Linked DNA regions of Mus musculus: region 2 is linked to region 1. The links are chromatin loops, found by intact Hi-C in ENCODE. Cell type or tissue: heart. All regions are shown on one strand. Links, peaks and the distances in the headings refer to the core of each region. The heading gives the core; the rest is flanking DNA.

Region 1 (2,916 bases), core at 313-2,812:
GTCAAATCTATTTTGTCATCTGTTGAGTTACACAAAGCCACTAGCGCACCTCCAGATACAATGAGCTTCCCATGTTGTATTTTACAGAGGGAGATTAAGAAATTTGCACTAGCCAGTTAGGAAATGAATTGCTAGGACCTGAATCCAGGGCTCTGACGTTAGAGCCCATCTTCAGGTTAAAGCTGGAAATGAGAGGTGAACTTCACTTTCTTAATGGGTTGGGGTACTGAGAAGACACGAAGGCAGCGAGTATCCAACCAAAGAAGCAATGTCATGGAATGAAGAAATGATCCCCGGAGGAGGGAGGGTACATGGAACAAATGCCTTTTGCCTGATTCTGTCCAGAGCCTGTGCTGGTACTTGGGTCCTTAAATGAAATGATGTTCGTTCTCTTCTTTCACGCAAACAGATTGGCATAATATGTTGTTTTGCAAGACCCACAGGAGAAGAGCATAAAGCCGGTGTTCCTTGGACAGGCAGGCAGCCTGGTCCAAGTGCATCTATAAACCGTAACCGCCCACACCCAAAGGCAGCGTGTAAGACAAAAAAAGCAGTTTAGAAGATTCCCATTAGCAAGGATAAAAGGTAAGAGCCTCAGACCTTGTCTGCAACACACATATAGCATGGCATAAATTGTGTGTCTTACAGTCTGCGGGGGTGGGGGTGGGGGTCCCTAGCCCATGTGCCTCTCTCGGGGGATGACCACGTCTGAGGGAGGCTTGTGCCTCGTGTTCACTCCTCTGTCATCTGCATTGCGGGTTAGCTCTCACCCACTCCCACCACACTCCTGCTTTCTCTGGCGCCCCTTCAGAGCTCTGGAGCTAATTTTAACCTGTAAGCTGAATCTCAAAGCAAAGAAGTCCTAGAGCTCCGGGTGGCTTGAAACTAAAGGAAACAGGCCGTAAAGTGTTCAGAGAGATAAGGCAAGCCAGGAGATAACTGCTTTCCTCTCTGACCATTGAGCAGAACTTGACAATAAGGGCAGATCATCTTTGGTAAATGTCTTGTCATGGGACAGCAGGCATTCACTGAGGCATTATGGAGCATTATTTTGGAAGGGAGCTGGTTAAAAAAAAAGTGCTATGTTGTTTCTAGGCTTTGGGCCATGTGCATATATACTAATATACTCAAGGGAAGGTGGGTTAACAGCAGTTTTTTTTTTTTGCGGGGAGAAGAATGGGATGGGGCAGGAAGCTTCCTAGAAGTGTGATTCGTGCAAGAGTGACGGCAGTTCAGGGAACTGTCGGGAATACAAAGTTCCCCCATTTGCTAACGGCTGTTCTCTGTGTTTGTTTTTGATACAGAGGACCACTATGGGCCAGATGAAAGGGACTCATCTCTACCCAGGGCACTGAGCACTGTTTAAGCACTCTTAAAGTCGGCTAATACTAACGATCAGCCCTCATTGTAAGCACTCCCTCTGATGTTCATTTTCCAGTAAATAAGCAAAGATGTTGGGGGATGGGCTATCTGACTTCCTAATTGGCAGCTGTTGGACTCTCCTTTGTTGCCCTGGCCGCCTTGAGCAAAAGGACTGTCAATCAAAAGCCAGCTGGACTACACTTAATGCCAACACTGGCTGTGTCGAATACTCCACAGGCGCTTTGAGAGGACAACGCTCTGAATGCAGCTGGCTGTTCCTGCACCTGAAGGGGTGGCCTCGGCCAGGGCTGTTCAAACAGACAGCAACTGGACTGTTTGGTATCACAAGCCTCAGTGAACTCAGGTTACCCTGTAACCACTTCCAACCTAAGCCAGAGGGGGAGTGCCATGGAGAGAAAAGCGGCTGTGACTAGGGCTAAAGAGACAGGGCTCTGATTGGTGCAAACACAAACCCTCATTTGCATGTGGTTTGCTCTGATTGGAGCAAGCTCCCCTCCCTCCTCTAGCTACAGAAGCAGGCAATTTAGTAAGCATCCTGGCAGACGCACCTTCTTGTACTGCCTTCCCATGTAGCAATGTTATGCCCAATAAAAGGCTTCTCTTGAGTGATCTTCTCTTGCTTTTTTAATAGCGTGGGCTGAGCTGATAACACGAGGAAAGGAGCGGGAGAGACAGTGAAGCAACTGGAGGTTAGGTGACTGCTGGGCCAAGCTGCTGAAGCAGTAAGTGGCTACTTGGCAGCTGGAGGCTACAAAGCTACAGAGTTAGAGAAAAGAGAATGCCGGCCTAGGGACTGGAAGAGTTCTAGAGAGCTGTCAAACTATTTGGGCCAAAAGACCTCTAACACCCCAAGCCCAGGAGCTAGAACATACTGGCCACTGTCAGCGTGAGGAAATCCTGATGCCTGCTACAGTCAGTAGTTGCTAAAGACTACTGGGAATCCTGACTTCCTAAGAATAGAAACACAGTGGCACTTGCCTTTAATCCTACACCCCCCACCCCCAGTAGGTGGAGGCAGGTTATGTGCAGCGCGGAAGGTTAAGTGAAATAATAACCGTATTTCCTCCATCGGGATCGTAATACCTTTAGCCTGGCAGTGGTGGCTCATACCTTTAATCCCAACATTTGGGAGGCAGAGACAGGCAGATATCTGAGTTTGAGGCCAGCCTGCTCTACAAAGAGTTCAGGGAGCTGCCAGGGCTACAAAGAGAAACAGAAACTCTGCCTCTGAAAACCAAACTAAACCAAACACAAACCCCAACAAGAACAACAAAACAAAAAAATCCAAAACAACAACAACAACATCACCACCACCACCAGCAGCAGAAAACCCAGTAGCATGAAGAATCCAGTTACCCAAGGCCTCCAAGGAGCTATTAACACTAGTGGGACACTGCTGGCTGCTGATTGGATGGTCTTGAATACAAACATTGTTGAGAACAGCTAGCCTCCTACCTACCCACAATTGTCATCAGGTTTTGTTTGTCTTGAACTCTGAATGACATTGCTCTCAAGCTTAAAAATAAAATAAAG
Region 2 (2,916 bases), core at 96-2,595, 120 kb before region 1:
GTTGTTTTAAAAAAAGAGAAGTCACATCCACAGATAGCACTAGACATGCCATATATTTGCATTTAATGAACTTAAAGAGACCAGCTTAGTTGAAAGTTACAACATAATTCCTACCCACTTAGACTCACTGACTACACTGAAATCAGTGTAAAAGCGCTTTCTATCTCCAGCCTTCACCCTGAGGCAGTGAAGTACAAAGGACAGCTGAGCCAGGAAGACTGGCTCCAGCCTCAGAGCCCAAAGGTTGCCCTGTCCAGCAACCCATGCTCACAAGTGTTCTGTGAAATGTTTCATCTGGAAATCTGGCTTATGCTTAGCTGTGAATCAGTCCAAGTAAAAACATAACCTTGTAGCCACCATTTTTTATTAAAATGTAAGAAATATCACTGCAGACCCATTTCGGTGTCACAATCTTCCATTTCGTGGTCATGTTTAGAGCTACCATTTAGGAAACCATTGGATGAAGTTTCTCCAACTCCATTGGAGTAGTGATCTGTTTCCATGTCTACATCATTACTGAAAATGAAGAAAACAAACCTAATTTTAGAAATTAGTTTAAGATAAATTACTACAACACAACTTTGTAGCCTGTAAGAAACTAATTTTCATAAGATAATAGCAATCTGCAAATGAGGTAAATGAGGTTAAATCTCAAATGTACCAAACCATACAGGACTGATCGTTAACAAATTTGCACTCCTGGAGATGAAGGAGCAGAGGCCCGTGCAAAAGTGTAATTATTCTTGTCACTTTACATAAGTATGGAAAAGTCATGTTTTGGCATAATACTTATTTTTCAAACTCACATCTGTACTTTTTTGTTATGCCTGAATCTTTCTGAGACAACCCCCTCCACTGCTTCCGTATGCTTCTAGACTGTTTCATATCTACATTAGTGAAACCTTGTTTTTGTTATCAGTCCTTGCTATTTAAAACTATGCTGTTTCAAAAATAACTAATAAATAAAACAAACAAAATCCAAGGTACTCCGTCTCACCTGCTTCCACCTTCTTAGATCTCCACAGCACTACGACTGTCCAGGCTGTCTTTTGGCTAGTGACTCTAAAGGACCATTAAATCTTCACTTTCATTTTTATTTTTACATGATCTATATTGCCCAGGCTTTGAATTTACAATCCCCCTGCCTCCACCTCCTAAATAGTTGAAATCACAGCTAAGTACCACCACTCCCAGCTCAACCACTTTTATTTTTAAACAGTAGTCAATGTTTTTGAACAGGTTCCATGCTTGCTCATGCTGCATCCTAACAAAACAAAAGCCAAATCCTAGTACAGATAACCCAGTCACTGTCAGCTGAACAAGGCTGTACACATGCACACGACACCTAACGCCTCCCTACCTCTACCCACCCCTTCCTGGGCAACAAATCTGTAAGGTAAAGAAAGGCCAGGCAGGAGGAGGCAAAGGACTCAGGACTACAGAACAGACTGACCTCGCTGGAGGGGACACCTGGCCCTGGGTCTTAAGGGCAGAACAGCAGCGAATGGGTAGAGCGCTTCAGAGAATGGGGGAGAGAAGCACTAGTTCCTAAGTCAGAAATCCTGGTAAGAACTTTCAGCTCTGCAACTGACTACCTAATTAGTGACCTTAAGAAACAGCATTTACTTTCTGATATTCAGCTATACATCTGTAAAATGGTTTAAAGAGCTAATGCCATCTTTAATCAACTTCACAATACTGGTGCAGAAAAGTCATTACTCAAGTACAAATACTTCTTACTGGTTAGCAGTTTTAAAAGTACTTGCTAAGTTTAATGTCTTGCTTTCTTTACTGCAAAGGAGGATGTTGTATCATCAACCCTGTGGCTAAGCAAGAATGCAGGTAATAATTGGTTTACTGAGCAACTTCCTGCCAAGAGGGCAGCATCTAAGAGAAAATGTCACAGACCAGCAGAAAACTTACCACAGGACAAAGGCAGAACTCTGTCAACAATCAAAATACCAACTATAAAGTTCTAATTAACATCTGGGCTTCCCACTCAGAATTTGTTTCCTTTTTATTCTAAGAAATCAACCGACTATGAAAGAGTACCCACCCTCTACAACAGTTCTTTCTCCTACTGTTCTCCATCTTTTGTGCCCTGCCCCAAGATCCTGTACCTTTTCCCCTTAAAAGTTTCTGTCATATGTGATAGATAACCTAGGAACTTCAGTGTCTTTCTAAATTCTCAAATATAATTTTAAAAATTGTATTTTCAATTTAAAATACTATTTGTTCTGAGATTCCATGCTAACAGTTGGTTCTCCTTCAATAAGTAATTCAGAACACTGTTTGAAAATGCAGTGTTTCTGATTCTAGTTATAGAAAAGGCTACATCACTGGGCAGACTGAATACTTACAAATTTGTTCTTAAATGCGTGTTGTCCAGAGATTATACTGCATGGGTTTTAAAAATCCAGGAATGTTAAATCTGAGAGTGTAAAGGCATATGATATGTTCATTAACATATATATCTTCTGTTTGTTTGTTTTCTGAGACAGAGTCTCTCTAGGTAGCCTTGGCTCTCCTGGAACTTACTCTGTAGACCAGAGCTCTATACACGAGGAACTTAAAAGCCTATGGGAAACAGAGTCCCTATCGTTTTACTTGATGGGAGCCCAGAGCTGCAGAGTGCAGTGTGGACTACAGAAGTTCTTCAGATAATTATCAGTAAAGATGGCATCAATGTTCTGGCCATCCCTAGGGATACAGAAATTAGGGAAGTCACTCTATTACCTGGTAAAGTTATTAACTTGCTGTGACCTTGATACATTGAGACTGTTTAGCTCCGGTACAGTCAAGCTGGATAGCTGGTGTTTACTATGGCAATATGATTGGTGTGCTTTATTTGATATTACACCATTGCTACAACTTTCAAAACCTGAGAAGAAAACAGAAAAAAAAAAAGTTACAACC

What was found. Hi-C counts contacts between places; a loop is a spot of excess contacts. Peaks named below come from ENCODE experiments on the same cell type or tissue, not always from the same donor. Only the 100,000 strongest peaks of a DNase experiment are listed, where the experiment ranks them.
Region 2: it touches region 1 in a loop (2.0-fold over the local background); 2 of 42 quality-filtered maps call a loop at or near these places.

The regions. Positions count from the first base shown.
Region 1 is chr13:43,529,794-43,532,709 of GRCm38, forward strand. Gm32939 (a long non-coding RNA gene) reads left to right here. Exons shown (of 4, transcript XR_382266.3): 3 at 410-585; 4 at 1,305-1,992. Among named protein-coding and RNA genes, the nearest start is that of Gm32939, 14 kb to the left of the region's middle. In heart, for the core only: a CTCF peak has its summit at 1,743; DNase peaks (open chromatin) are centred at 798 and 1,688; H3K4me3 peaks cover 1,474 bases; H3K27ac peaks cover 2,500 bases.
Region 2 is chr13:43,413,589-43,416,504 of GRCm38, forward strand. It overlaps Ranbp9 (RAN binding protein 9), which reads right to left. Exons shown (of 14, transcript NM_019930.2): 10 at 2,737-2,881; 11 at 395-516. Gm52048 (a long non-coding RNA gene) reads left to right here. Exons shown (of 2, transcript XR_003950637.1): 2 at 1-2,916. Among named protein-coding and RNA genes, the nearest start is that of Gm52048, 5.7 kb to the left of the region's middle. In heart, for the core only: no CTCF peak of the experiment used is centred there; no DNase peak of the experiment used is centred there.